Linked DNA regions of Mus musculus: regions 2, 3, 4, 5, 6 and 7 are each linked to region 1. A link is a loop called in an ENCODE intact Hi-C map of the cell type or tissue named here. Cell type or tissue: heart. All regions are shown on one strand. Each heading gives the region's core, and the rest is flanking DNA. Links, peaks and the distances in the headings are about the cores only.

What was found. Peaks named below come from ENCODE experiments on the same cell type or tissue, not always from the same donor. Only the 100,000 strongest peaks of a DNase experiment are listed, where the experiment ranks them.
Region 2: it touches region 1 in a loop (2.6-fold over the local background); 2 of 42 quality-filtered maps call a loop at or near these places.
Region 3: a loop joins it to region 1, with 3 times the contacts of the local background. A loop is called at or near these places in 12 of 42 quality-filtered maps.
Region 4: a loop joins it to region 1, with 2.8 times the contacts of the local background. A loop is called at or near these places in 14 of 42 quality-filtered maps.
Region 5: it touches region 1 in a loop (4-fold over the local background); 5 of 42 quality-filtered maps call a loop at or near these places.
Region 6: it touches region 1 in a loop (3.0-fold over the local background); 2 of 42 quality-filtered maps call a loop at or near these places.
Region 7: a loop joins it to region 1, with 2.2 times the contacts of the local background. A loop is called at or near these places in 9 of 42 quality-filtered maps.

The regions. Positions count from the first base shown.
Region 1 is chr12:45,070,404-45,074,764 of GRCm38, reverse strand. It overlaps Stxbp6 (syntaxin binding protein 6 (amisyn)), which reads left to right and starts at 282. Exons shown (of 6, transcript NM_144552.3): 1 at 282-570. In heart, for the core only: CTCF peaks have their summits at 355 and 2,351; DNase peaks (open chromatin) are centred at 344, 1,064 and 2,394; H3K4me3 peaks cover 1,895 bases; H3K27ac peaks cover 1,598 bases.
Region 2 is chr12:44,926,510-44,930,870 of GRCm38, reverse strand. All of the region lies in intron 2 of Stxbp6 (syntaxin binding protein 6 (amisyn)), which reads left to right. Gm33548 (a long non-coding RNA gene) reads right to left here and starts at 4,309. Exons shown (of 3, transcript XR_381565.4): 1 at 1,972-4,309. In heart, for the core only: no CTCF peak of the experiment used is centred there; a DNase peak (open chromatin) is centred at 2,170; H3K27ac peaks cover 658 bases.
Region 3 is chr12:45,010,998-45,015,358 of GRCm38, reverse strand. All of the region lies in intron 2 of Stxbp6 (syntaxin binding protein 6 (amisyn)), which reads left to right. It overlaps Gm38487 (a long non-coding RNA gene), which reads left to right. Exons shown (of 2, transcript XR_381564.3): 1 at 1-1,695; 2 at 2,376-4,361. Among named protein-coding and RNA genes, the nearest start is that of Gm38487, 6.3 kb to the left of the region's middle. In heart, for the core only: no CTCF peak of the experiment used is centred there; DNase peaks (open chromatin) are centred at 1,868 and 3,548.
Region 4 is chr12:44,846,756-44,851,116 of GRCm38, reverse strand. No RefSeq gene overlaps it. Among named protein-coding and RNA genes, the nearest start is that of Gm33548, 78 kb to the left of the region's middle. In heart, for the core only: a CTCF peak has its summit at 2,237 (motif pointing left); no DNase peak of the experiment used is centred there.
Region 5 is chr12:44,941,221-44,945,581 of GRCm38, reverse strand. The region is part of intron 2 of Stxbp6 (syntaxin binding protein 6 (amisyn)); the gene reads left to right. Among named protein-coding and RNA genes, the nearest start is that of Gm33548, 17 kb to the right of the region's middle. In heart, for the core only: no CTCF peak of the experiment used is centred there; no DNase peak of the experiment used is centred there.
Region 6 is chr12:44,857,857-44,862,217 of GRCm38, reverse strand. Stxbp6 (syntaxin binding protein 6 (amisyn)) reads left to right here. Exons shown (of 6, transcript NM_144552.3): 5 at 836-993. Among named protein-coding and RNA genes, the nearest start is that of Gm33548, 67 kb to the left of the region's middle. In heart, for the core only: no CTCF peak of the experiment used is centred there; DNase peaks (open chromatin) are centred at 2,607 and 3,897; H3K27ac peaks cover 753 bases.
Region 7 is chr12:45,159,853-45,164,213 of GRCm38, reverse strand. No RefSeq gene overlaps it. Among named protein-coding and RNA genes, the nearest start is that of Gm24731, 53 kb to the right of the region's middle. In heart, for the core only: a CTCF peak has its summit at 1,971 (motif pointing right); no DNase peak of the experiment used is centred there.

The DNA.
Region 1 (4,361 bases), core at 278-4,277:
TGGGCCCACATTCCTGTAGCATGTTGTTTTTTAAATACTTGCTTGCAAAGGCTCCCAGAAGCAGCCCATCTTTCCAGCCCACAAACTTCCCACAACCCATGGGACTCTCACCGCTTTGCACTTGCTAACCCGCGCCCCAAGGGCTCGCCCCCACTTGTCCCCCGGGCTCTGGGCCTGTGGCGGGGCCCCGGAGCCCTGGGCTACCGATCTTTGCCCCAGGCCAGGTCGTTGTGGCTCGCCCACAGCAGCACTGGGCATGCTCACAGGCAGCGGCGGGGGCAGGTTGGTTTTGCTAGCTCGCACTCGGCGGCAGCGGGCCGGCGCGAGGCTGCAGCTGGAGCTCTGGCGCCCGGAGTTGGAGTTGCCAGGAGTTTCCCCGACCCCTCCCTCCTCGCGCACAGCGGCAGGAGCCCGCGCGGGAGCGGCGAGCCGCGATCAGCCAGAAGCCGAGCCGGCCCAGCTTAGTCTGCAGCCCCGATCTCCGCGCGGGGCAGCCGCGGGGGAGCCCTGTCTTCGGTTGGGACGCGTGCCGCGCACTAGGCACCGCCCGAGCACGAGCCAGGCTGCACGGTAGGTTCCTGGCGTGGGGAGGCCAGGCTACCCGGCGTACAGTTGCAGCTATCGCGGCTGCGGGCTGGGATGCGCGGCGCGGGGCAGGCGGAGAGGGTAGGCGCGCGGAGAGCCGCGCGGGCAAGTTGGAGGGCGGCAGGAGAAGGGGCTGGACACAGGGCTCAGCTGCTTTGTGCGCGCGGAACGGGGTCGGGGTAGCTGATTCTCCCTCCAACCCCGGACCAGGAGTGGGAGCTACATTGGCCAGAACCTAGCAGGTCAGATTCCCGTGAGAAAGTTGGTGGTGGAGCCCTTAGGTCCGCACTGCCTGCTCGGCAGAACGATCCCCCTGGGCTGCCTCCTGGAGAACTCAGTGGGTCGCAGCGCCCCTAGCCAGAGCTCTCTCCGCTGAAATTAGCGAAATCACCCCATCTATGAATGCTGGCATCTTCCAGGAAGATCATCGATGCCAAAACTGAGGCTGGTACTTCTTACGGGGTTAGCTTCCGGGCCCCTTAGCTTTTGCCCCTTCCCCCAACCTAAGAAGTGGTCAGGGGCTCAGCCAAGGCCTCCCTCGGGGCTCCGAATTCTCTTTCAGAGCGCGCCAGAATCCGGCTCACCCATATGGCGGGTCAGAGAAGCTGGAGTAGATGGATGGCTTGTTTTTTCTTTCTGACTTTCCCCAGGTTTACATTATCACAGACCCCAGGACCCAAAGGTCAGTTAGAGAGTTTAGAATGGCACACCGTTCTTTAGGAGGAGTGCATGCGAGCTTGTTTGCTTTGGACTTCGTTAACAACCATCTCCTGTTTCTATCATTCTTCAACCCGGACTTTGTGGGAAGGAGCAGGGACCGAGGAATGCCTTCTTCATTTCATAGTCTCCTAAGGTCTTCTGGGAGACTCCGAGGCCCTGAAAACGGCAGTATGCATATTGCACGGATGTTCAGGATGGCCACGGTCCTTCTGGGTCCACCCCCCCCCCCCCGCTTGTTGTTTTGAGTTTTAGAATTGTGCCTGCACATCAGTCAGAGCAGTGCTGTCCTAACAGGGTGTGGTGGAGGGGAAAAGGGTTGAGGTGTGTGGAGGAGTTCAGCCCAGGCTGTGAATAGCTGTTTGCCTTGATGAGGAGGCTGCATTGGGAAGAAATACAGAATAATTATGCAGGCACCTCACTCTTTTAAATCCCCCCTTCTCCTTTTCTTTCATCTCTTGGCTGAACACCTTGGTTGTTGGTTATGTGTGTTAAGTTTTTAAAGGAGAACTCACTCTGACAAAGTGGCAGGGTTTTGGGAGTTAACCATTTTGGTGTACGTTTTTCTCTTGGGGATTGTAACATCTTGGGGAAGGTTTTCAGATGTGGGGGTCCCATGGTGTGGCTACACAACACAGGTTCTCGAGTCACACAGACCTGAGGGCAAGTTTTCCCTGATGGACAAGTTATTTACCACTTTGAACTTCAGCTCTTGTTTGTGTTGTTTGTTTTGTTTCTGACAAAGTGGGAGATAACGGTGACCCTATCTCTTTCTGTTGTGAGACCTGAGTGAATGACGTAAAGGGAGATGAAGATTGCTAAGAAAACACAAAGATGGTATCTAGGCCTTAGGTTTTGTTTCTGTGCACTGTGCCCAGCTTTAAAAACTCTGCTTATTCTTGATTATAACAATCAAGTCTCCCCGGACTGTGCAGTCTTCACTACAAGGTTTAGTTGCTGAGGTCTGTGGAAGAAGCCATTGACACACACCTGCACGGCTTCTCTTGATTTTTATGGGTGGGAAATCCCACTTTCCTGTCTGAGGGAGGCAGTGTGGTATAATGGAGGAGACCATGGGACCTGCCCTAGCACCATTCACAGTCCTGGCCCCCGCAGAACTGTCTGTGTCAGCAGGGCTTCTTTTGTGATCCTAGGATGATGAAGAAATCAGCAAGTCCTGGGATGGAGCTCTGACTTGGCTTTTCATAGTGACCTTGAATTAAGGACTCAAGTCTCCTTGCTGAAATCAGTCTGTGAGATTAAAAACCAACTTAAGTGGCAAGGACAGGAGAGATTGCATGCCACCCAGTTAACAAGGATTTAATGAGGCTCCCGAGCTTCCCCAGAAGTATACCCTGAGCCTAGCTAGAGCAGAGATTCCCAAATATGAGTGTTAGTTCTTGATAACTCATGAATTGCTGGCTTTCACTTCCAGTCTCTTGACTCTCTAGGTTTAGAGCAGAGGTATGGCAGTTTGTATTGCTAACTAGCTTCCGATGACACTAAGGCTGCTCCCCAGCCATGCCTACATAGAATCACTAATTTCTATAGGGGGAGAAAGAGAGGGGGCTGCTCCAAATTAGTTCTCTGTAGTGGAGACAGGGTTTCTTCCAGGAGCTTTTGGAAGTTGCTTTAAGCACTTTGAACTTCAAGACATGTGTCAGCTTCTATTGCCTCATTTTAATGATTCTAGTTGCTTTTCTAATGAGTAATTTTACAAAAAGATAAGATTGCTCTTTCTTACTGTGTAGTACTTCTTCTCCAGTCTGTAGAGATTTGGTGATCCTTAGACGTGTGTGGGCTGGTTGCCAACCTGAGAAGAAGGACCCTTAACTAAGGAGTTACTTCTGTTGTCCTATAGGCAAGTCTGTGGGACATTCTCTTGCTTATGATTGATGTGGGAGGGCTCAGCCCTCTGTGGGTGGTGGCACCCTGAGTAGGTGGTCCTGGCTTCTTTAAGCAAGTTAAGCAAGCCCTGGTGAGCAAGCCAGTAAGCAGTGTCCCTCCATGTATCCTGTTTGAGTTCCTGCCTAGATTTCTCTCAGTGATGCACTGTGATTGGAACATGTAAGCCAAAGAAATCCTTTCTTTTCCAAGTTGCCTTTGGTCATGATGTTTATCGCAGCAACATAACACATGCCAATACAACTAAAAGAAACCATACAAAGTTCAACAAGTATTCTAGCTCCTTTTTTGAGGCTCTTGGATATTTGTGGAAAGTTTGCACCCAGACTTGACGGCTGAAAATGTGTGGTTATGGGACAGCACATCTTGAAAGCACATTTAAGAAGGATTTTTAAAGAAATGTTTTCTTTGAATAGACAGGTTGCTCTGGCCTTTTGGAAGTGTGAAGTGCATCCCATGCCAGTTGACCCATGGTGATGAGACTTAGCCAAAGCCATTCATGCATTCTGGAAGGTGGTAGCCTTGACAGTGACCTATAGCTTCCAGGGTGCAGCTATATGCACTACCAGCAGGGTGCCAGGATGAATTAGCTTTTTAGCATTGTTTAGATTCAACTACTCTTTCCCTTGCTGCCCACACCACTGAGGGACCTGTGCAAAGAGATCTTACTATAACTTGCTATGAGCTGGATGGTGGTCTTGCGTTTTAACTACTTTGCATGAGAGAAGCACTAGGAGTCTGCCTGAGACGTGGGAGTTTATAATGTTTATATAATGAGCACCCCAAATCTGGATATATGAGGTCAGTCAGCACTTTCACTACTTCTTATGTTGCTATGCCAAATGGCATCCTGGCTCACCCATGGGCTTTATCTTAGCCTTCCATTTGTGCTTTGTTTAAGCATTAAAGTGATTAACAGTGGGGGAAACTTAGCAGTAAATCAGAAGCCTATTCAAAACTCAAGTATACCACTTAATGTGGCCCAAGCCTGCCTTCCTGACTGCAATCAACGCTCGGGGAAGGGACGGTTGTCATTCTTCAGATCCAGTAGCTCCTTTGGATGGTTCCTCCCACTTAGCACAAGCAGGAACTCGGCTGCCTTAAAGCTCCTCCCCATAACCTGGTGTGTACACTGTGGGTGTTTCCCTTACTTT
Region 2 (4,361 bases), core at 193-4,192, 140 kb after region 1:
GCAAGTCTGGACCTCCCTTTATGCATCTTATGTAAGTCTTTGCAGAATGGTTGTATATAAGGAGTTAAAGACAGCCTGAATGTTGGACATTGAAAATATCTATTTCACATGTTCTTCTTTGATTAGCACATGTATATATCTTTCTGTGATACTTCAGAAGTCCTTTGACGTGTTTGTGTCTTAGTTAGGGTTTTACTGGTATGAACAGATGCCTTGGCCAAGGCAACTCTAATGAGGACAACATTTAATTGGGACTGGCTTATAGTTCATTCCATTACCAGCAAGGCAGGATCATGGCTGTGTCCAGGCAGGCATGGTACAGACAGAGCTGAGAGTTCTACATCTTAAAGCTTCTAGAAGATTGGCTTCCAGGCCACTAGGAAGAGGGTCTTAAAGCCCATTCCCACTATGACACACCTACTCAACAAGGCTATACCTCATAATAGTACCACTCCCTGAGCTAAGCAGATAGAAACCATCAAAGTTTGTTTCTCACCTTATTAGGAAGGCATTTGGACCTGAGAAAATGGGCGCCACAGTGTCAGTATGTATTTCTTTTGGGATCACAGAAAGACTTGAGTCAGGCATGTTGGCACACACCTTTTAATTCCAGCACTCAATAGGTAGAGTGGATCTCTGTGAGATCAAGGACAGCCTGGTCTATAAAGTAAGTTCCATGACAGCCAATGCTATAGAGAGAAACTGTGTCTCAAAAAAACAGAAACAAAAAAAGGTTAAGACTAGAGGGAGTTCATCGTGTCTTTCTGACCAAAGTTCAATGTTAAAGTTGATAAATAGACTCAAACGGGAAATGCTCCATGTTCATAGACAGAGAGGCAGCAATTACCCAAATTCTCCCGATTCCCAGTCCTCTCTGCTCTCTGATGTCACCTTCAGGTTATTGTGGCTGTTCTTAGTTACACCCAGTGTTGGTGCACAAGATGCTTCTCTACATGGACAGACATCCCAGGGGAGGGGACATATATATTTTAGATCAAATCTTATGGCATTGATGTAGTTTTGTCCCCTGATGAACAAGACGAAATCCAGGATGATTGGACAACAGAAACATTGACCTCCACTGAAAAGTCAGGTTAGTAAGAAGCTTGTCTTCCTGGCAGAAAGTCAGCAGAAAATGGCAGTCTTCTCTTGGAGGCAACAGGGTTATTTGTAATTCTTTGAACAGTGTAGACCTGGAACCCCAGGAAAACATACTTTTTTGAGCCCCCATCAGGAAACCTTTTTTTGTTTGTTTGTTTTTTCATTTCTACATAAAACCTTTACTTATTCTCTCAGCAAATAACCTTTTTCTCATAGGGAAAAACAAAAGCCACTAATTAGCTTTGTCTTTCTAATAGAGATGACCTTCTCCCTGTCATAATGCATGAACTATATAGTGGCCTGCTTAGCTTTGACGGTAATAAGCAAGACAGCATGGATGGGAGTTGACCTGCAATGTAAGAGAGGTCTGTTTCTGTGGGTAGAACTGGGACAGAAGTCTCCGTGACAATCTTTTCTTGTTTAGAAGCAATGCTTTTAGGTGACTTACCAAGAATGAATTTGATATGACATTACCTGCTCATATACCGCTTCCCCATTGGCACTTCTCTTTAGAACAAACCTGTACAATCATCTCTGGTAGCGTTGACTTCAAATGGACACCACTGGTCTGAGGAGCCCATGTTGACACAAATCTGGACTTCCGATCTCAGTGGCTGTACCGTTCAGCTTCTCTCGATCGTAACTTGAGGAAACCTACAAGTCTTCTTGCCATGGACCCTCATTCACCATTCAGAGCACCACACAAAACCCTCCCGTGCACTTCCCCTAAGGCAAAAGTGAGCAATCTACCAAGAACAAAGAAACCAATAGGGTATTGCCTTCAAAACTCATATTGCTTCAGACTTGAAAGCTCCCAATTGGAGTGTTCAATATGGACTAATTTTAGATTGTAGTCGGGAATTCCATTACCTCATCCCTAGGAGAGAAAATTGTCAGTCGAGGATGTCTGCGCCTGTACGTCAGCAAGATTAGGCTCCTTGCCTATTGAAGGCAGGTGCGACAGTGTATGGATTGTCAGATGTGTCCTAGGAAGGACTGTAGTGGAGTTTGGGCAGATAGAGTCAGTGTCTGTTATGTTTGGACACTGTTCCAGTGTTCTTCCTCCACATCCTCATTGTTCTTAGGCAAGGAAGAAGCATCCAGAGAGTGGACTTCCAGCTGCAAAATAAATCACCTTACAAAGAGCCCTCAGGACATGGGGGAAGTTAATGGAAGAGAAAAACAAACAAACCAACCCCACATGCAGAAGGGCACTGACCTTTCCTGACCTTTCCTCTGCCTGGCTGTCATGGTAGCCCCAGCCCGGAGACAAAGTCACTGTGATCCTGTCCCTTTTGTTACTGATCCCCAGAGATTTCCATCTTTACTTTCTCTCTCCCGAGAATGGGATTTACTATTCACTTCTACATACTACAGTATTTATCCCACCTCCTGAGAGACTTCCTTTCCTTTCCTGCTTCAAGCCCACTTTTGAATTTGGCTCCCTTTAATGATTGCCTTAGCTTGTTAAACCTCTGCCTGAACAGAAATATAACTACCATTTTTTGCTTTCGTGTGTGTGTGTGTGTGTATGTGTGTGTGTTAGAGAGAGAGAGAGAAAGAGAAAGAGAGAGAGAGAGAGAGAGAGAGAGAGAGAATGTGTGTTAGATAAGTGCTGTACCACTAAGCTCCATCGCTAGCTCTTGCTTGTTCTTTTCTAACCTGCAGACCCTGGAGAGTAAAGGACCATTTCCATTTTTGCATGGATGATTAGTATTCAGATTGCACTACAGCATTATCAGGGAACGTTCTCATTTGAGGGACCTTCATGTATTCTAAATTTAAATTTTTCAGTTATTACAAGTTTTGATGAAGCCTCCCTGTCCCTACCTAGGGGTTCTAAATCAGCTGTATCACACAAATAAACTATATATAACAAAATATTTAACCCACGAAATTAGAATTTAAAAAAAGAAAAGAAAAGAGAAAAATCCTGACAGTATAAGACCAACCATTTGCTTAAAAAAGAATCTCTTTTGCGCTTCTGCACAAACTAAGCAAAGTACTAAAGCAAGTCTTAAGAAAAATACCTGGAGAAATGACGTGACAGTGAGCAGGATTAGCCAGGAGGGTCTTGTAGTGGAGCAGGAATGTGGAGTTGGTGTGTGAGCACCTCATGTTTTCAGAAGGTATCCAGGAAGATATCCTAGGCTGAAATTTAGTGTGAGCAATAACAGCACACAGGTTGGAAGAGCTTTGCTTGTGTATGGCTTGAATCCAGACATGGGAATGTGGACTAAAAAGATAGGCTGGGTAAGTGGGAGCTATGATGTTTGGTTGTAATGTCAGTGTACTACTAAGTAGAGAGTGAAGCCTCACCTGAAGAAATGACTGGATTGCTCCCATGGATGTGGAAAGAACCACCCTAGTTGTGTGTGTTATCTTCTGATAGCAGTCCAATTAAACTGGGTGTTGCAGGAGATCATTTCCTCTTTTGCTCTTTAGTCTTCTCTCTTGCTGCTGAGTTGATTAGCTGTGCTAGTCAAGGTGATGGTGATGGTGATGGTGATGATGGTGAAGATGGTGATGAAACCTTTGCAGATATTAAAACCAGGCTTTCACTGTGGACTAGAAACCAATGGTTGCCCATTAATGTTTGGGCTGTTGAGGGGCTCCCCCAATTGCTGAGGCACCCAGCCTCAAGTACTGAGTAGCTATTATGTTCTCAGCTCTCAGGCATGATACTGGTATTGTTGCTATTTTAAAGCTAACCTAATAAATTAGTTAATATAATATCCATATCTGTATCTATCTACCAATCCCATTGGTTTTATTTCTCCAGAGAACCCTCATTAATATAGGAATGAACTGGGCATCTTGTACTCACTTATGATGATCCACTTTGCTTAAAGAATTTACCTTTATTCTCTAAAGATCCTTTCTCAATAGTTCAGATTTTACTGATGGGCACTTCTGAATAGGCAAGCATGGTCTACCTGTGACAAAAGGGTTGTTGACAGCAGTGGTATGGACTCACATCAAGGCTGTTTGTAGACAGGATCTAGAAAGGCGGGCTTGGTGTCAAGAGGTCATCATTTCAATGTTTGAGACCGACAGTGTCATCTCAACCTGGTATTCTCAATTACATTACTGGCTTCCTAAATGAAGGGTCCACACAGGAAACATTAATTTTATCCTTATAATAATATGAGTGGTCCTTATAATCCCCATGTTAGTCATTTTGTCTAAGTCTGCTCAGAGTCGACAGTTTTGGTAGTGCTTGGGTTCTTTGATGGTGGTGGGTTGTGTGTATGTTTGTT
Region 3 (4,361 bases), core at 232-4,231, 59 kb after region 1:
GTGCCCACAGAAGGAGCACATGGAAACCAATTTTTGTGATTAGCACATTCTTTTACATATCTTGATAGAACAGAAAAACCTTAGTTCTTCTCAAATTATTACAGATTTGTAGAACGAACAAAATTGTGTTTAAAAAAAAGTTCTGAATACACTCTGATGAAGTAATTATGCAGATGTGTTCCACAGAAGGCAGTAGATTAGGAGGACGGAAGCTGGTGCTTCGGCCCTGCATCTTAGCAGCTGTTAACCTTAGTGTTCAAAGGAGTAACCCTGGAACCTTTTGAGGAACACTAACGCTGGCCTCTTCCAGGACGCACTAACTTCACCAGGAAGCTTGTGGAAAACCACCTGCATTATGCAGGTATTAAATGCATTTTACCAATTGAGGGACTTAGACTATGGACTGTGCACTGGAATATGTGACATAATGCCTTATTTGGGGTATTGGATTTTATTTACAAGAGTACTTTTTAGTTCCCTTCTACAGTTCTACAGTTTTATGTGCTTCCATTAAAAAGTAAATCTAGGCTGTTGCTAACGTACCCCCATGCCTCTGACTTAGCTCAGGTGGTATCCAAAAGAGTGGATTCTTCTCTGTTTACAGGTGATAGAGAAGTGTTCCTTTTTCATATGCCGTTTCTTCCTATTCATGTCAAAGGCATTCATTAATAGACATTTATACAGGTGTAGGACTTGTCAGGGTATGCCTCTATTACAAAGATTTGGTATGTAAATTCAGCCATAAGGTGAAGGTGAAGTAACTTTGGAAAGCAATGAAATCCAAAACAAAGTTACCCTTGTTATCTTATTTCTGTTAGTTTTCTTGTAGTCTTTTTAGTTTTATAAAACTGCAATGTTCTCTGTAATGTTTATTGATAATCTTTCTCTTTGTAATAATGAAACCATTGGTTAAAATAGTCATAACCGTTGGCTCCATTTCTTTCCCTATGGTCATCCATTCTACCCTTACAATACTGCTGTGATGTAGTTCTTTTCATTTTTTTGGTGAGGAACTGAAGACAGACATGAATTAGCTTGCTTAAGAATGTTGTCATGAGTAGCAGTACCTGGTTTTGAACCTGGGTAGCTTGACCCTAGTTTGTGTTCCCTTAATGACTGTGCTCTGCTTTCTACTGGTATAAGAGTTGCGTGAGAATTCCAAAATCAGGTGTCCTTCTTCACTATCTCAAGCAGCTGATGAGCATTCCTTGGCCTTGCCTTGTTTCCTACAGGTTATGCTTTCGGTTTTGCTGGATGGTAAGATTTGTAAGCCAAGCTGTAAATCTCATACACATTTAAAGGTGCTACTAGTAGATATATTTGAGTCTTAGAAACCGACTCCCCAGAGCAATTCAGTGTCTCCTCATAGTGACCTGGCTATGCACAAACTTGGTTTGTTTGTTCATTTGTAGAATAGAAGTGTTCTTAGGTGTTCTTACGATTCTAGGCAATTTCTTGTGAAAATTAATAGTAATATCATTATCTTTTTCTGAAGCCCCTTTGAACAGATGAGCCCAACAGTAGACAACCAGGAAGTTACTATGTACCATCTCAGTTAATCAACATGCTAGCTTCTGTTATTTCTGCTCTCCAGATGACCCAGCCAGAGCTAAGAGGATAAGTGCCCTGCATGAAGTGGAACAGCGAGAGAACACAGGGCTGAGACCACACGCAAGAAAGACTCTCTGCTCCAAAGTATACACACTTTCAAATATTTTTCTCCAACACAGGGCTAGGTCTGAAGAACAGAGCTCTCCCATTCCCTTAACACAACATGAAGACATTCCTTGAGCAGAATGCTCTGGTCTCTGGGGAACTAGAGGAAGTCCTGGCAGGCACTTTAGCTTTTCTAGTGGTTTAGCACGCAGGCGGAGTTTGCTTTTCCCATTCTCTCCTGTGTGTGTTCCAGGACCCAAACCAGATGGAAACAAGGGAAAGCTCTTGACAGAGGCTGATGCCAAAACATTTCATTTAAAAAGGAAACGCCATCTGTGCACTCTCCCACCACCCAGCCCCCTGTTTCCAGGAGCAGTTTCACAGCTGACTCACTCACTTGTGTTGGATAGGATTAGTTTTCAGTAATTGCAAAGGTAGAACAAGTGGCTAGGGAGCCCCGGAGACAGAGTTCCCTCTGGATTGTGGCTAGCAAGGCAAGGGGCTGTAGGTATCCAACAGCAGCTAACCAAGGGGGGACTGTGGTCAATCACACACGTGGTTCTTTGGTTTGGGGCTTTTCTCAGCTTGTGCTTTTAGAGGATAGTGCACTTTGTCGTGATGCTGAGACATCATCATCTGGGATTGATCAGTACATTGTGGGCAGAGGTGTGAATTCTACGAGTCTCTCTTATCTTCGCATTTCTATCCCTATATTGTAGAGCACCAACTTAGACATCCAGTTAGTGTCTGCTAAGGCATTGATTGATACCCTACTTTGCCCAAGCTTTGAGGCTCAATGTTCTGATCTCCAAAGTGGGAGTGTCTGCTACCAGTACTCGAGGATCGTTTAAAAGGTAACTGGGCTCTGGATGTATCTATGTAGTGCCTGAAACAGATGCCATTCAACCTGAGCAGTGTCAGGTTTATGTTAGGCAATGCTAATTCATCGGCGGGGTTTTAAAATGTATGGCTGTGACAGACATGGATACTTGCATCATGTGAAGCACTGTCACACAGCAGATCAGATTTGGTTTCCTTTGGGCTCCCCTGGGGCTCCCTGCCCCGGCTTCACTGGCACTCCTTCCTGTGGTCCACCCAACAACAATCGCAGTCATTCTGATCCTTGCTTTCTAAGTCAGCTTCTCTTAAATCTCTTTACTCCAAAATTATTTCCAACCTCCCTCCGCAAGGTCCACTATTAGCTGGCATCGTATGTATTGCTGTTCTGTCTCAGGGATTTGGGATGGAAACTTAAGGATCTGACCTCATGGGCGTTTATGGATTGCCCTGAATGTTGGGAGTAAGAACACGCTTAATCAAAGAACCCGCTCAGTCCGTCAGGTTCCCGTCTCTGGAACATGAGAGGCTATTTTTTTTCTACACCTATCTTCAGTACTTCAAAAGAAGAAACAAAATGGAACAAAACATTCTCTGGGGTCAGTCAAGTGCACTGCTAACCAAACAACAGAATTGGGAGAGGCTGACACAGATGCCTCGGGCCCAACTTTTAAAAGCCAGCTCAGGTTTTTATTTGTTTCTGCAATTCTTTCCTGTTACTGTGGTGTGTGTGTGTGTATGTGTATGTGTGTATGTGTGTGTGTATGGGGAGAGAGAGAGAGAGAGAGAGAGAGAGACTATGATTGATTAATATTTTACCCTAATTAGTTATGCTAAACCATATGCAGAATTTTCCAGAAGAAACAGCAACTGACCAGAAGCCCAGTGCACTTGGCAGGTTCTCCAGGACTGTAAAGCTCAGCCTGCCAATTGCCTACTGTTCTCTGAGCACAAGTGTGCTCGCAACCACATCCACACTGCCACTCGGCACTGCGCTGCTGGGGTTCCTCCGTTCTGTTCTGATCACCAGATGTGAGCCTCTAATACGGGTGGGCTTTAGCAGCAGGGACCTCACGCACGCCTGCTGAGGTTCTCTGGTTTCCATACTGCAAAGCCTGAGCTCAGGGCTAACTCTGGGGTTTAAGATGGATCAGAGTAGCCGAGGCTTCCTTTGACTCTGCAGAAGTTGCTCTTACTCACAATGAGATGCTGCTGGTGTCTTTCTCTCAGTTCCCTTTAAATTCATTAAATTGCTGAGCAGAAGATTTTATTCCACCCAATGGTCCAGTTACCAAGGAGAAAATAGGGAAGTGTCTTTTGTCTTCAGACTTTGAGAGTCATCTAAAATGAGCGATTTATAAATGCTTCCACTGTGACCCGTAGTAGAAAGCTGCTGCCTTCGAATCTTCAGGTACCTGAGTGTTTTCCCTGCAGGCAGAGCCTGTATATGAAGAATAAATGATCATTTAATGGGTGCTTACTACATCAGATCTTTTCTCACAGGGATAATTTTCAGTCTATGTTTCCTTCAGGAGGGCTATTGAGATCAAAATGGGGACTGCATTTTGTGTTTTAGTTGTAACCTCTATGATGATGTAATTTCTGTCACTTCCACCCACCTTCTGAACACAAGTTATTTTTTATCTACCATATGTGGACCCCATGTGGTTGAGGCTGTGGAGCTCATGTTAGGCTGCATGCAAACCATGCATCTGCTTAACAAACCACATTACTCTGTGAAGCCCATGAGTGCTTGGAAGTGGATTTGCCATGCCAGGCTTATACCTGTCTGTTATTCCTTAAGATCCAAGTTTCTATTTTCATAAAGGAAACATTGGAAGCTGAGAGTGGCCCTCCTAAGCAGCATC
Region 4 (4,361 bases), core at 284-4,283, 220 kb after region 1:
CAGGCTGAACTTTGGAGAGCATTAAAAATCCAAACCCTAGCAGCATGTAATTATTTGATGAAGTCAAGCCTTCCTGATGCAAACGCTATCTTCAAACCTTCACCAAAGTCTCCTCTGTCTAAAGCCTTCTTACTGTTCCTTTTTAATCTTTTCTCCAGCTCAGCCTTTCTAAGGGACACATGTCAGAATAGTGTGGACTTAACGAAGGAGTTACAGCCAGACCTTTACCCTGTCTGTTATAGCCAGTTCTAATGTTTACATTTACTTTCAAATTTGCTGTTTTGCTATCCCTGGTTATTTTGCTTTTGTTAATTTAATTTAATTAATTATTTATTTAATTATTTCTGCAGGCCCCAGATGGTGGGGCATCTGGTTTTCCCAGATGCTTACTAGATTTAAACTAGCAAATAAAAGCTGCCAAGAATGTTCAGTATAAAGTATATTTACACAGTATTACTGGGAGGGGCAGTTTTTTGTCTTGATTCTCACTTTCACATTTGAGCCTCATCTAGAGCCTCTGAATTTTCCAAATCCTATTTTCACTGCACACTCCCTCCTTATTCCTTGGAAGACATGAACAAATGTCTGCTCCCTCCAGATAGGGACCTGGGAACAGATCAAAATAAGGATACTATCAAAATTCCAACTTGGTAAACCATGAGTTTTTTGTTCTAACCTATAGGCATATAGGTAAGGGATTACTTACAGGAGCAGAATGGACTCTGAGACAGCTGCATCACCAAAGCCCAAAGCCCACTCCAGCATAGGCAACAGCTCACAAAGCTGGGAATCTGGAATACACTGCACAGCCTGTAATCAGCCGGTCAGATTGGAAAGAATCTTTTCCAGGTGAGCTTGTTCCAGAAAGCTTAACTGTTCTTTTCCTTTTCTAGGTAGGTCTAATTTTCTGAGAGTATTTCTCATCAGTCCTTACTGCTTATATACCTTTGGGAAAGGAGAGATGTAGAATTTTTAGTTAGTTTCAGGGACTTCCTGAAACATTTTGAGTTGTTTCCTTCCTGTTAGCTTCCCTGCAGGATGGAATGATTCACACACCTTCAGAACATCATGTGACTGTCTCCCTCAGGATGGAAGTTTGTAAGTTTACCTCAGAGGAGGTTGTTGTAGAACATGCCTTTTCATCAAGTTTTCTGCCAATATTTCTTCTGTTTGCTGAGTCATGACTAAATTCCGTAAGTCTTCAGGGTGACTATATGAAAGGCTTGGCTTATCCCATGGCTTGGCCCATCCCATAGACCATCACATTGGATGCCATGGAATATAGTATAGAAACTGAACCTATGCATGTCAGACCTACTGGATTATTATTTAGCTGGCCATATATATCACTATTGTTCTTCCTCTATTGGGCATTTTAAATAATACTGGTTCTTTCAGGTGGAGGAAAGGCTTATTTTACAGCACATATATTTCCCTTTCAATCTGCCCTGGGTGGTAAGTTTAAAGGTCATACATCTAGAGTTTGATGGGGGTGGGGTAGGTATGCTCCAGTCCGTTGAGTCTCAGGTATCACTTGCCAACATTAGATATAGATGAAGTTTTCATCCAATGACAGTTGTTATCACAGATGTTCAGCCAACTTGCTTATTTGTTGGGTGACACAGAAACAAGAAAACCCAAGTCCATGAATTTCACAAGCTTTGCCCGGAGGACTAAGGCTGGAGATCACAAATTTTAAAGACCATAACTGTGTAAGTACTGACCATGTGCACCAGATGACCTGTTTCATTATGACTAATCCTTCCTGGCCGAAGCATAAAGTTCTCAAGAACAATTGTCTTTTTCTGGTTTTAGGAAGGCAAGGAGTACACTTTTATTGAAGAATAAACACGTCTTTTATTCACAGCACAATAGTTCCCCACTGGGTATTTTGTTTCAGGCCTGGAGTTAACACCCAATATTTGTGGACATGTTTACATCAGTCTGGAATGTTTCAGTGTAAACGGAGCCATGCCATTTAGGGAGAAAATGTTCAGGGATATAGCAGGGGTTATAGCTCAGCAGTAGGGCTTGTTTACAGTGAGGTCCTAGGTTCCATCCCCACTACTATGATAAAAGGAAGAAATGAAGTCTGGGTGGAACTAGAATGTATAAATTGTAACACACACACACACACACACACACACACACACACACACACCATAAAATTAAACCATTGCCTTTAAGGTGTGGTTAGTTAGGACTTAGGGGAGGGCACCCCCTTGTGGTTATTCACACGAGTGCGCACTTAAGAATACTAAAAGAGGGATTCATGTCCCAAGTATTTCTTCTTTGAAACCCAGCATCAGCTTTGTTAGATATGTAGTTTTGCAGGTGACTATGAATGTAACAATTGAATGATGTAATGAATGTACACCCCTGTGCCTGCCACATCTGCACTCAGTGTATGTCAGCTTGGAGTCTGTCTGTCCTGTGAAGGAGACCAACACAGTGACTTTGGTGGACTTTACTGACTGCTGAAGGTGGTGCTGGCTGGTGGATGGGCACACTCTCCTTCACTCCCTATTAGCTCAGGGCATTTGGAGCAGATGTTATCCAATCTTCTCTGTCCATTTTTATAATCTTTCTACCTCTCAGAAACAGAAGCTCTAGCAAATGAGAGCTAGCTGACCTCAGTGCCCAGTAGGAGCTACTTTCTGAAAGAAGTATCCAAGAAAGCTAAATTAATGAGGTAAATTCAACTCTATATCTAGGTCACCAACCATGGAGATGAAATGAGCAATTGGTCTGGGAGATGTTCTGATGTATCCTTTGACTAGGAAATTCATGCAACTCTTTCAAGAGTAGGTTAAGGATCTTTCAGCAAAATCATCTGCACTGCTCCAAGGAGGCTGAGAAGAGCCTTCTTAGACTACTTCCCTGATGCTATTTAAAAGAACCACCAGATCTACAGATTGAAAATGGTCTAAAGTGAAAAGAGCCTTTAGAGAAAAATAGAAGGCAGGTAGATCTCACTAACATATACATTGGTGATGTCATATCTTTCTAGAAGCATCTGATGTATTCAGCTGAAAAACTATTTCGGAAAATCTATAGTGATAGCATACTATTTCTACACAATTACAGTGTTTTATTTATAAAATGGAATCCTAACATCATTAGGTCATTTATAAAACACAGGCAAGCAAGGTCAGAGCAATTAGAACAATAGGTCCTGCCCCAACCAAACTCCAAAACTTCATCCCTGTAAATAGTATGTAATGTTACTTCTTCCCAAACTATAAGCAATACACACTTTTCTCTTGACAAAGTAGGTTGATGTGAATCCTTAGCAAAGAGTTCCCTAGCTTTGACAATAGTGCTGTCAGACAAATTACACATTTTCTTTATCTACTTCTTCATGTCCTAAAGTAGAATAATGTCCACTGTGTCTTCCTCAAGCCTGGTGGATGAAGTGGCATGTGGTAGAGTTACTGAGAGTGCATGGTGCTATGGAGATGTGTATTTCCAAACTGTAGTTTTCACTGTTCCCATGCATTGTCCAAAGGGTCTATGTATCACCACCTCTCTCCCTGTGGGCTCATCCTAGTAGGGGTGGGTGGTACTAATTTTTTTTTTCCTTCATCAAAAGTAAATTAAAGACCCAAGAAGACTACTTGCCATTGTGGAATGTAAAACAGGCAACAGCAGGCATAGTCCCAAGTTGTTCATGGAAGGAGACAGCTGGACTAAATACCATTCCTAAGGGCAAATGTTATGAGCATCAAGGTCAAGGTATTGTAATGTACAACCCACCTTGGAAGCACCACACTCTAAGACTGCTAGTAAGGCTGGTGAGTCCTGATAGCCTCTCAGAGAAGCTGATGTCTATCCACCAAAAAAAAAACAAAACAAAAACAAAACAAAAAAAAAAAACAAAACTTTTCAGAGAAGTTAGACATTCATGTTTAAGAACTGAACTGAGACCCCTTTGCCTCCTCAGTGAGCAGGTCTGGTGTCCTGACAGTGTCCTAACATTAGCTAACAGAGGAAGCCACAGAAAAGAGCGAAATCTGGGAATTTATTAAGTAAAAGGGAAAGGTACTGTGGTTAATAAGTTCCCTGAGAGTTAGATTCTGATAGAAGATAACACAATGGCATCCAATCAATAGCAGACTCAGGTCCCTTCATCTGAGCCCATGAGTGCAGCACTGTTATCCACATGGAAAGTGATTAGGCTAAAACAGCTCAGTTTCTCCTTGAGGGTCCCAATATGGCCCCACTTTCCCCTTGAAAGCAATAGAAAAAAGGATTGCTCGTGAAATATGTACACCCCCCACCCCTTACGCTTAAGGCTGAGCCAGAAGAAGTCCTGAATGCCTGTTTTCATTTCTGTGGCTCCCCATGATCCTCTATGATGG
Region 5 (4,361 bases), core at 238-4,237, 130 kb after region 1:
AACATGCTTGGTTCTGTGACTTTATCCAGGAAATATGATTCAGTGACCCTTGGCTGTGTGGAGTCTTAAAATCTGAAGAGGAATCCTAAGCATGCTCTTTTGTGGCATGGCCCACCAGCTCTCCTGTGAGGTGGTCCACCTAGGCTTTCTAATGGGGGCATAGATATTGATATCTTTATGACTCTCTTCTGCTCCAGGTTAGATTCACCAGAGGAGTGCTTTCTAATGTTCTCCCTTTAAAAGGTAGGTTATCGTGCCAGAGGCTTAGGAAGAACAGGAAGGAACAGTAGGAAGAACAGGAAGTCTAAGCACAAGTGTGAGAATAGTGTTCCACTTGCATTGAACTGCCTCCAATTCAAGAGAGTCATAGAAAGGACAGGGAAACCCAGGCATCTAAATCTATCTTAAACAGATGTCCGGTGATTTCTTCTATCTTTACTCATCTCTCCCCCTTTCCATAAGTACCTCCTGCCTAAAACGCTTAGCTTTGGGAAGTCCACTGATGTTATATTAGCTTGCTTTTTATTTTGTTTTGGATTTTCTGTGTTGTCAGCTTTCTCAGTTTCAGCTGGGGTCACTAATCACTTGTCCATGTGCTTTTTAGGTTGAAAAGTTTTGCTAGGATTGTGTTTTTCGTTGTTAGGGTTTCTAGTACCACAATGAAATGCCGTGATCTAAAAACAAGTTGGGGAGGAAAGGGTTTAATTTGCTGACACATTATAGTCACTAATTGAAGGGAGTCAGGACAGAGGCTCATACAGGACAGTAACCTGGAGACATGAGCTGATACAAAAACCATGGAGGGTGCTGCTTACTGACTGCCTCACCATGGGTGCTCAGCCTGCTTTCTTACAGAGCCCAGGACCACCAGCCCAGGACTAGTACCATCCACAACGGGCTTGTCCCACCCCCCAATGATTAATTAAGAAAATGCCCCACAGGCTTGCCCTTCAGCTGGCTCTTATGGAGGTATGCTTTAAATTGATGTTTCCTCCTTTTAAATGACTGTAGCTTGTGTCACATTGACAGAAATCTGGCCAGGACAGTATTCCTTTTATGTATGCCTTGAAAACTGTCTTCCTGTTGTCATTGTCATCATGCTTAAGAGAAACTTTAAAAAAGTGTATATGTGTGTGTGAACATTTCAGTCTTGACACAGATTGGTTAATTTTCTGTGAATTATGAGGCTTAGAAAGTTACTATACTGGGTTTGATTTTTAACATCTTTACCTGGTTAGATATCCAACTTGACTATATAGTGTATGATATCTTTAAACTATATGTTATTAAACTTAGCTACACGTGTGTATCTATGCTTAGAATAGGGAATAGCTAAAAAGAAAAAAAGACATTTGGAGTGTCCTAAAATACACACTCATGTATTCTGGTCTGCTAGTAGGGTTGCTGTAAGCTGTCCTAGCACAAAGACTCATCCCTTACACTGACTGGAAAGCATTTGAAGGGAAGTCTGTGCAGGGGAAGGCTGGGCTCCTGTTTTCCTGAACCATGTTCTGCGTGTTAAGAGTCTGTATTTGCCATCCAAGCAGCATGCATCATGGTCGTTCCTGTTGTGGAATTATGGCAAATCAGAAATGATTTGCTTGAGTTCTGCGAAACCTTTCACATCAGCACATTCTCAGTACTCTTCATCCCCCCAGTGCCTCCAGCAAAGATTTAATAAGCCCTGTTTGCAAAACAGAAAGAAAAAAAGCTAATGGCTCCGTGGAAAGCCCCATTAATGTTTCAGACCACTGGCTGCTGAATCCAAATATAGGTTTTAGGAAAGAGCAATGAACAAAGTAAATTTTCTCTAAAATAAACTTGGAAAAAAATGTTTTCTTCGTTTCGCTGTACACAGAGTTGGGTAGTGACCACAAGGAAATAATTAACGGTATCAGTATTAACCAAAATATGATTGGCCTTCCGTTGAAATTATTTAATTTCCAGTGACTTCAAATTAGCAGATTTAGGATTTTGGTGATACTGAGGGGGAAAACAGGGATCCTTTCAACAAAAGATCCATTTAATAAGGGTTGCATTAAGTACCAAAGAGTGTGTGTGGCATGAGAATGCTGAGATGTTAACTGTAGAGAGCTCATGGTTGTGTAGAAATAAAATACTTTTCCTGCCAAAGTCTGTGCTCATCCATGCTCTGAGCATGATGTCACTTAGGGAGGGGCAGACGTTAGACTGCAGTCTCTGGTTCCATGTTAGTTCCATGTCTAGAAACAGAGATGAAGAGGTTTCATGTTTCCAGCAAAGTGTTTGCTGCCTCTGTGAGAGTGTCTAGGAGGAGACAGCATGGCTTTGCACAGCTGGCCCATCTGTGACGTGTCGCCTCACCTGTGGATTCAGCAATCTCAGACGGAAATCTGCAAACCGTGTATATTGAATCTGTACTTAATGTGTATGGGCTTTCTTCTGACTTCGTAAAGAAGCCAGTGTGAGAACTGCTTATGCAGCCTATGTGTGGTATAAAGAGTTAAGAGCAATGTAGAGATTATCTGAGCTCTATGGGAGGATATGCTTAAGCTGTGTACACATACATTGTCACTTCATGCAAAACACTTATCTGTTGATTCTAGATTTAGGTGTTCCTGTAAACTGTCTCCCTCAGATGCTAGAGAGAGATAATTAAATACTTAAGAACATGGGCTTCTCTTCAGAGGACCTCGGTTTAGTTCCCAGTACCCATACAGTATCTAAGAACTCTCTCACTCCATTTGAAGGGTTTTCAATGCCCTCATATGGCCGCTGAGGGTCCTGCATGCATAGGAAGGACAGACATACATTGCAGGCAGAATACACACACAATAAAGTAAAAATAAATAAATAAGTTTTAAAAACAAACAAAAAATAAAGGTTGACTGTTAGCAGCCTTTGGTTATAATCTACATTTTTTGTCTTACTAGAGCACGCTGTGGGATGGAGCAGGGTCTGTGCAGATGGATATGGAGGCCAGAGCACAACCTCAGATCTCATTCCTGAGGCACTATCAACTTTATCCTTTGAGATTTTTTGTTTGTTGTTTTTGTTTTTGTTTTGTTTTGTTTTTGATGGCCTGTAGTCTAGGTTCGCTGCCTCCCAGTGCTTTGATCCTGACTACCTATTACCATACCTGGCTTCTGTTTTATACATGAACAGTGAACTTTAATACTCATGTTAGTTTGACAAGCAACTTACCCCTCCTATTAAGTATTTTAAAAGTTGAATTATGCATATTTTTAAATCCTAAGTAGCTTAAAGTCATGTGAGAAAAGATTAAATTGTTAGGAAATGGTAATATTCTTGAAAATTCTGTGTAAGTTCAGGCTCTCTGAAATGTGGGATAAGAGCTAAATCTTTAAAGCTAGTGTGAAATGTCAGCTTATGAAGGTGAATAAAATCATTGGCATTCTGAAATAGGATGCTTTAGCCAACAAATTCCAGAATAAAATATAATATCTAATATGAATTATTGATGGGCTCTAGATATCCAAAGCTTTCCAAAGATGATTTTTATTAAAATAAGCTGCATTTATTGAACATTTATTGTATAGTAGGCCCTCTACTAACAATCACAGTATACATCATTGCTGATCTTTGAAATAATGAGCTATTACATATATACATATATATGTAATATTTGTATGTATGAATGGTGAGCTCTAAATGTCTCAACTAGAATCATATAGACAAAACTTGGAAAACTGGTCACATCTGCATCTGCCCACTCCAAATCAAAGTTTTAAATACACTGAATTGCAGAGCTAGCATTCACTGAGGGTAATTTCAGAGTGTACTATAATAGATACATCACAATTTCTTCCTCTTTTCTCCTTTCCTTCTCCCTCCCCTTCTCCCCTTCTCATGTTTCATCTTTGAAGACAGACTCTTCTCTCTCTGTAGCTCAGGCTGGCCTTGAACTTGCCTTCGTCCCTTTTCAATTTCTCAAATGCTGGGATTTCAGGCTTGTGCAACTAGTTTCCTTTATACCATTTATTAATTATGAAGCATGCAGAGAAGTAAATAACTCATCAAATCATCATCATCATTATTATTTTTATTATTACTCATCAGACAGTTGTGCTCTGAGGAAAAAGCTACCCTAACTAAAGCATATGGGAAGACATGCAACATGTAAACTATAGAGAAAACTAAAACATATTAATAATGGTAAACAGCAAATTTATAAGGAGTAAGTTAAAATATCTTACCATTCCCAGTGAATCCAAACCACTTAATTTCTCACATTTTTGCACATAGTGGTAGCTGGCAGAAAAAGAAGTTTCTCTACTTTTGTGATGTCACTTTCCACATAAAGGCAGAACCCACTTCAAGGCACAGTCATAGCTTTCAGATTCAGAAATTTGAATGTATCT
Region 6 (4,361 bases), core at 277-4,276, 210 kb after region 1:
ATCTAGAAAATCCCTACAACCCCAAGTTTCTGGGGATTATTGATCTGAACTAAAGATGGAAACAAACTGGAAAACTAAGCATAAGCCAGTGGTAGAGGATTTGTCTAGCATTTACAAGGCCCTGGGTTCAGTTCCCCAGCCCAAGGGGTTGGGGGGAATCACAGGCTTTATAGAGCATGGAATTCATGCCTGGAATTCCCACTTGCAGGGTAGAGGCCGAAAGATGGAATCCCAGGCTCACCTAGACTTGAGTGAGACACTTGTCATCAAAAATAAATTAGTGTGGTGGCTCCAGGTAAGGTATGTGCCACCAGTTAACTAAGTGGTTAGTGGCTCATGTGATAGAAGGATGGGACCAACTTCCAGATGTTGTCCTCTGACTCTCTCTCTCTCTCTCTCTCTCTCTCTCACACACACACACACACACACACACACACACGCACACACACACACGCACACACACGAGAGAAAAGATAAATAAATGTAATAAAATAATAAAAATGTACATAAGATGCAAATAGATCTTAATGGACTTTCCCAATTTTGTGAACTTGTTCCCATTTACCTATGCAAGTTAGTCTTAAATTCCACTGGGCTCCATCTTTTGGAGCCTCCTCAAGTAGAATAAATGGTGATGGAGTGGAGAGAAGCTGGCAGGATTTGCTCTGGTCTTGTGGCAGATCTTTGGGTGACTTATAAGTGAATGAGTCACCCAAAAGAATGGAAACTTATTTTCAGCTACCATCCACCTTGGGCCTTTCCATCGTGTGGGTATCAATCTATCTGTCTTTGTGGGGATCCAATCTAGCTCCTGACACTCTTGCAATCTTTCCAGGAAACAGCATCCTCCATTCAGCAGCTGATAGTGTGACCAGTGCAGTACAGAAGGCAAGCCAGGCCTTGAACGAGCGTGGGGAACGGTTAGGCCGAGCAGAGGAGAAGACAGAAGACATGAAGAACAGTGCCCAGCAGTTTGCAGAAACCGCACACAAGGTGAGCCAGCAGAGAACAGGGTCTTCATGCTGGATTATCAGAGGTCATAATATCAAGACACTGTTCCCAGGGTGGATAAGAAAATCAAGGAGCATTTTCTTGGTTGTTGTTCCTTTTGGTGCATCATTTTCTAATTACTAGAGCCTTGCAGCTTTTTTCCCTGTATCTGGATTTTGTGCTTACCATCTTCTTTCTAATGGCCTCATCTCTTTTTCAGACCTTCTGACTTTTAGGTATTTAAGATAGCGAAAGAAATCTTTAATTTCTGTCCTAAATATCAAGGTTCAGGCTCAGGTCACAGAAAGGGGGAGAAATAAGATCGGTGTTCACAATATTTCCCTGTCATTGACCACAGTTGTATTGGACTTGAAGCTTCTCAGGCGTCCTTTTCCACTCTCTTTTTCTCATTCTAAGTATCTGTCACTGTATGTCACATGTTGTTATCTCTTCACTGGACATATAAAACAAGCCCTGGTCTCAAGGCTAGTTTCCCCTCTGAACCTGGCTGGATATTGATTCAAAACCTCCACTCTGGATCTCTAATATTGAGCAGATGTGGCAGCAAGATTATCGCCTGTCCCAGAACTCTGAGGAAGGTACTTCTTGTGTGACTGGATACTTAGCATGCATGTTTACATTTGCTGTTAACTGCCTTTCAGAAGAAAAAAGGACTATTTACTGTCAGCATCTATCTAAGGCAATCATAAACCAAAGGAAAGAGGAGGTCCACTGGTCAGCTGGTAAAGATGATTTATTACTGTGCTTATACTTAGAATCAAAGAGTAGTTAGTTTCTAGCTGGTGACTTGAATTTAAGTTTCTTGGAGCCATTTCTACTGGTGACAGGTCGGCCTGATACGCTCATGATCTGGACCTGCAGATAGGTTTTAGTTGATTTTTTAAGGGAGAATAATTCAATTAGCCTGCAGAGAATACTCCACTTCTGCTGAGGAAACAAGAATGGACAACCAAGAAGCAGTAAGAAAAATACGTTCTAGTGGACAGAAGATGTTTCTCTAGGGCTCATAAGAAAGCACTCCAGGAGATTGGCTCCTGACAGATGGCTTCAGTGACTCTATCACAACAGGGTCTTAGTGCACTGCTGCTTCTGAGACCCAGGTAGAGTTCCTTGAAGGAGAACTAACCAAGTCTGTCCAAGACAAGTCTGCCAGCAGACAAGTTGGCATCAGGACGTCGCATTACGAGCTGTGATGAAGTAAACCCAGATGCATGCTCCCCAAGGCTTTGGTACAAGGAAATGATGAGAGATTTCATGCCCTGATGCACTCATACACAAAGCAACTTAAAGTATTTAAATAGGAGAAGGACAGTGGTAATCTGAGTAGTGGTATTGAGTGGGGAAAGAGAAAGCCAAAGGAAGTAACATTACAGCTGTCCTAAAGTTTGCAAAGGTCGAGTGGTCCAGGCAATTGTCTCGTTTGCCTTCCCACTGTGGTGCACTGATAAAGCTCTGCTAAAATAGTTTCGGCTAATGATTAAACCACAAACCAGGTTACCAAGGAAGCTGTGAAATTATTCTTCCTAATGTGGGGTAGACAATACCTGGATGTCATCCACATAGGCGTCCCTCTCACCAGGGGTTGTACAAACATCCAAGTTCTGGGCCATTGCCACTATTTCCCTGACACTGTGGCCAAGTTTGCTCAATGGTTGGGAAATAACATGGTATAGTAGTTAACTTCTTATGTTTGAGCCCGGCTCTGTCATTTTCCATCTGGGTGAGCTAGGACAAATGCTAAATTTCTCAAAATCCCATGTTTTCTTATCAGTTAAACAAAGACAATTGATTAATAACCACACCTATCTCCTCTAGTTCAGAGGGGAACATGCATATAAATCTAAACTGTTTATGATTTATTTCAATAAACATAGCTTTTGCTGAACCTGTCCTCTATTTGGTGACATAATGGGATCAGTAATGAAACTGAGGAATTATTACAGATGACTGAGAATCTTCAAAAACAGCAATTTTAAAAAAGAATGCAGATAAATATTGTGTGATCCAAATTCAAAAGGAAAGCGAGTGGGAAGTTTATAGTATGTGAACAGAGAGACATCTTAGAACAGCCTATGAGACTAGAAATTGATGAGGCCATAAACTGCAAAGGGGTCTCCAGCTTTGGTAAGTGCAGGGCAGGGTGGTCTTAGTAGAGGTCAATTAGGCAAGAGAATTTGGCATTATAATTGGTTTCCCCTCCAGAAGATGTTCCCAGGGGAGAAAAAGTCCCTGGGTGAGTGTGTACAAGGGAGTGTAAGACAGTGTCAGGGCTAGGCTTGCAGTTTTCTAAAACTGGGCTATGTGCTCATGAACCACTAACCTAAGAAATATTTGTAGTGAGCAAGCCAACCACTTTAGATAAGGTGTGGCTGCTTTTTCTAGGGGTTAGAACTGTTGATAAGACCATAGATTTACCATGAAGATGTGATTTCACTGGCCAAGCCCCAGCCAGGCCTGCTAGTGAGAAGATTCAGAGGTGGAACCAGGCCTTCTACCCATTCCCCACACTCCTAGACATGTGTGGCCTGTTGACTCATGAAGAGTGGGCTGTGTTTACAAGAGGAAGACACAGTGCACATGGCAAAGAACAATCTTCCCAGGTGACAGTTCCTCTGAGGACAACCAGGTCCAATGGAAATTGTGGCCTGTCTTTCTAGATTATTGTAAAAAAATACCATTTGTCATTTTTCCCAGGACCCCTGCAGTGACCCAGGTACAAGCGTGAACAGGTCTCTTTTGTTCATCCTCTAGCTGTATGGGTGCCAGTCCCCTCTAGAACAGAGATGGGGGACAATGCTTCTCTCCTGGCCCAGCACACTCCTCACCCCAGTTCTGGTTATCCTGTCATGAGGAAGTATTGTTCCTTCCTGAGCTGTGGGTCTGGCACAGTTCCAGCCATTAGGAAAGAGCAACGCACAGCACAAGCAGCCTCACTCACTTTCCCCTGCCCCCGAAAGCTCAAGGTTGCAGTGTGCTCCAGGCTTTGACAGCCCGCCATGGGTGGTGAGTCAGCAGGCAAGAACATTACCCACACTAGCATCCTCAAATGACATTTCTCACAGCAAAAAGAGTTGATCTGGACTCTTCTGCACCAGGGTAGAAGAGATGACAATAAATTCTCTCTCTTTCTCCCTCTCCCTCTCCCTCTCCCTCTCCCTCTCCCTCTCCCTCTCCCTCTCCCTCTCCCTCTCCCTCTCCCTCTCCCTCCCTTTCTCTCTCTCTCTCTCTCTCTCTCTCTCTCTCTCTCTCTCTCTCTCTCTCCCCCTCCCCCCGTCCTCTCTCTCCCTCCCTCTTGTTAGTTCTGTTGCAGTTGTTCAGTTTGAGCCTTTAGGCTAAAAGGGAAGGGACTC
Region 7 (4,361 bases), core at 178-4,177, 90 kb before region 1:
ACAATGCTAAGAGAAGCTTAGGTGAATAAGGGCTGGATCTTAAGGTTTCATAGGGAAGAAATAACTGGGTCTTGAACTGGGCTAGTTGCCTGATTTCTGATACTCTGTCCAAGAATCTGACTGTTCTCTTTCCTTCTTCTGATATCATGGAATCCCTCACAATAGGCCTGTGAGTTGATTGGTACTCTCATTGTGATGAAGAATGTGGGTTAGAGGTGGTAAGAGGGTTATTTGTCAAGGTCTTGATGCTTTTTGCACCAAAATATGGAAATGCACTAGGAACTCTTGATGCCAGGATCGTTCAAGTGCTTTCCTCCTTCCTGCCATAAAGCTGCGACCTCTAGCTACAGAAGGAAAGATGCACTTGGACCCTAAGGGAAGAGGACATAGGTGTGGAGCGGATCTGGATCTGAAGAGATAGACTAGGATGGTGGTCAACAACACTACATGATGAGTTCATTAATAAATGAATGAATACTGCTAGATTTTAAGCCAGATACAGCAACTCTCACCCAAGATATGAACTGGTATTGACTTCAGGAGTAGAGGCTCATGTCTCTATAAGCTCCCAAAGCTTTTGTGAATGATTCTCAAAAAAAATTGTATATGATACTAGTAAGTCTCATTAAAATGGAGACTTTGTCCCCCTCAAAAAAAAAAAAAACCCAGACACTTTATAATTCAGCTTATGATTTCAGCCTTTGCTTCGAGTCTCCTTGAATCACTTAAAGGACAATCAGGAAGGAACCCTCAGTGCCCAGTGATCACCGTGCTCGCTCACAAGCAGTTCTGCCAGGACTCTGGAGTGCTCCGATATTCCAAGCAGGAAGCCAAGTCAACACATGGACCTGGGATGCAATGCTGGTTTATCTTTCTCACTGCCTGTGTGGCACTGAACAAGCCCATTAACCTCTCTGTGCCTCAGAGGTCACAGGAGTGAAATCCAAATGATGCTAGAGATGGAGGTTTGGTCTCTTGATCAGTATGCCTTCATTTGGAGTCATAGAATCTCTGAAAGTCCCCAGATTTCCCAAAATCTTCAAGAACTTTGTATTTGTGCTTTTATTTTTTATGATACTGTAAGTCATCTAGATGAACATGACACTCTAGCTGCATCTGTATTTATGTTCACAATTAGGTGAATTTTGGTGCTACGTCACATCAAGCCAAGAAGTTTCTAGCAGTTCAAGTTAAGAGAAACCCTGGGAAGATGAAAGTGCAGCCTACAACAGTTCTAAACTTCTTTCTATGAGTCTAAGAGAACTTGTTTGCTAAGAGTCACAAGTACCTCTCCGAAAATATGCAATAAACACTCCTGTATTTAGTGGTACCAAAAGATAATTCAATAAGGAGAACATAAATGTGTATACACACATACCAACAAATACACAAATAAACAAAAAATACTAACAAAGTAATTGATCTTTTCTTTATTGAATGATTCCAGAGAAGGCAGAAATGACTGTGTTAGGGGCTTGAGACATCGCTCAGTGATTAAGAGCACTAATTGCTCTTCCAGAGGACCTAGATCCAATTCACAACATCAACATGGCTGTCTTTAACTATCTGTAACTTCAGTTTCAAGGAGTCCAGTGCCTTCTTCTGGACATTAGAAAGGCATACAGATAAAACTGCCATAATACATAAAAATAAAAACAAATTTTAATTCTTTTAATTAAAAAATATATGGTGAACACCATTAATCTCAGCAATATATATGTATATATATGTGTGTGTGTATATATGTTGTGTGTGTATATATATATGTGTGTGTGTGTGTGTATATTGTGTGTGTGTGTGTGTGTGTGTGTATGGACAATGTTAAGCCAAAAGTCTCCCACTTCTATAATGTGTATGCTAAGTTAAAACTTTGTAGATTTACATAAAAATAGGTGTAAAAAAAAAACATCCACAAAGGGAAGCTAAAGAATGTAGTACCTGAAGGGCACATTGCTGTGACTAGCCTCAGAGTGTCCTGTAGGTGGTGCAATATCACACATACATTAGTAAAGTGCTAGGGACCAGGAGGGTGCATCCATTTCTAAATAGCAAATACACAGGGTCCACCCAGGCTAGATTGGTCCTTTAACCATGACAGTAACTCGCCATAGCAATGAGTGTCAGACATTCAGACTGGATTTCAGACTCGTGGCAGTGATTAGTGGATGCAACCGAAGAAATGAAGAAACAAACGAAACAAGGACAGTGGCAGCTTTTTTTTTCCTTTTTTTTTTATTGGGTATTTATTTCATTTACATTTCCAATGCTATCCCAAAAGTCCCCCACACGCTCCCCCACCCACTCCCATTTCTTGGCCCTGGCGTTCCCCTGTACTGAGGCATATAAAGTTTGCATGACTAATGGACCTCTCTTTCCACTGATGGCCGACTAGGCCGTTTTCTGATTCATATGCAGCAAGAGATATGAGCTCCAGGGGGCACTAGTTAGTTCATATTGTTGTTCCACCTATAGGATTGCAGATCCCTTTAGCTCCTTGGGTACTTTCTCTAGTTCCTCCATTGGGGGCCCTGTGGTCCATCTACTAGCTGACTGTGAGCATCCACTTCTGTGTTTGCTAGGCCCCGGCATAGTCTCACAAGAGACAGCTCTATCTGGGTCCTTTCAGCAAAATCTTGCTAATGTATGCAATGGTGTCAGTGTTTGGAAGCTGATTATGGGATGGATTCCTGGATATGGCAGTCTCTAGATGGTCCATCCTTTCTTCACAGTTCCAAACTTTGTCTCTGTAACTCCTTCCATGGGTGTTTTGTTCCCAATTCTAAGAAGGGGCAAAGTGTCCACACTTTGGTCTTCGTTCTTCTTGAGTTTCATGTGTTTAGCAAATTGTAGCAGCTTTATTTGAGGAATATTTCCTGGGCCCCAGCAATGCCCTCAACATGGTACACCCATTATCTCTTTCCTATCAAATAGTCTATGGGTAATTATAATTAATAGATTTGTCTTATTTTACATGACAAGGAAATTAGAAACCAATACAGTCTAAAATGCCTTATTATACAGTCAAATAAGCCAGAATTCTAACACAAGTAACCTCATCCTAAAACATCCCCAAAACTGCTCTGCTGTGTGCAAAGACAGGGAAAGTATATGTATTTTGATAAGAGAAGATATTAGAGGAAGAAACCATGGCCATTGGGATTTGGTCCAGTGGGGCATCAGCCTGTTTCATCATCCCAGATTCTGACTGGCATTTCACACTCCCAGACACATCACCATTTTGGGGTACCTCCCTGTTTGCCACCTACATCTGGTTGTACTTCTTGTGGGGGAAGAATTCTTGTAGTCTGATCTCTTACTTCCACAAGCATCCTGCCAATACTGGGATCCTCTCTGTGGATCACTGTGGGCTATGCCTTTCCTCTCACCACCCACCCACAGAGCTAGACTCTGGAAGATCATGCAACAGCAGTTCTTACTTCCGTACACACTGGAATCACCTTGAAGTTAAAAAATGTCTGGGCTCTGTAATCAAATCACAAGCATGATATGGATGCCACAGATCTAGGAACCAAAGCTTGAGAAGAGCTAGTCTGAAGCCTCACCACTCCATCACACTACAGATGAAGTAGCTGCACAAGAATGCAGCCTATAACCACCATTTAGGCCTTCCATCAGAATCAGCACTTGAACAAGATTTCCAAATAACTCTGGGGCTTGATACAGTTATAGATATACTGCTAGACCTTCTAGGATACTTTTAAAAGCACTGATGCTGACCTTGGTGCTTGCCCCCCTTCCTAGGAGACACTAATTAAGTAATTTATGTCTGTGTGTCCCAGGCATGATTTCAGATTTTTGTAGGCAATTCTAATGTGCAGGCGTACTGACTTTTGTGTGATCCATTGGCATTCTCTTGTAACACAACAATTTATTATATAAGATGTTCTTCTAGAAGGAAAAAGAATGATCGTGATATTTATTACATTGACAAAGAGGCAGAAAGGAGGGTATAGCATTGTGTGAGAGATGTTCATTTTAACCAAGATATGTTGCAGCTGTAAAACACTGAAGAATAAAAAGAGAATGGTTTTTAATCCCAGCAAGCACTTCTGCATTGCTGATCTGCTGACCCAGCAGAGGCAGGCAGGAAAACACTCTTCCGAATGATTGCTTGTTCTGAGTCGGAAGTGCTTCACTTTGCCTCTTTTCCCTCAGGAGTACTTTGCCCCTTGCCTTGTTTTGAATTTTAGTAGCTGTATTGCTTTAGACAGTTCGTCCAGTTCTCTGCACTTCAAGTTTCTCAACTGAGAGATTAAGAAGAATCTCTAGTTTTCCGTGTGTGAGGATTGACCTGGATCCCTCATGAAGTACCCAGGTCCAGCTAGAACACAGAGAACAGT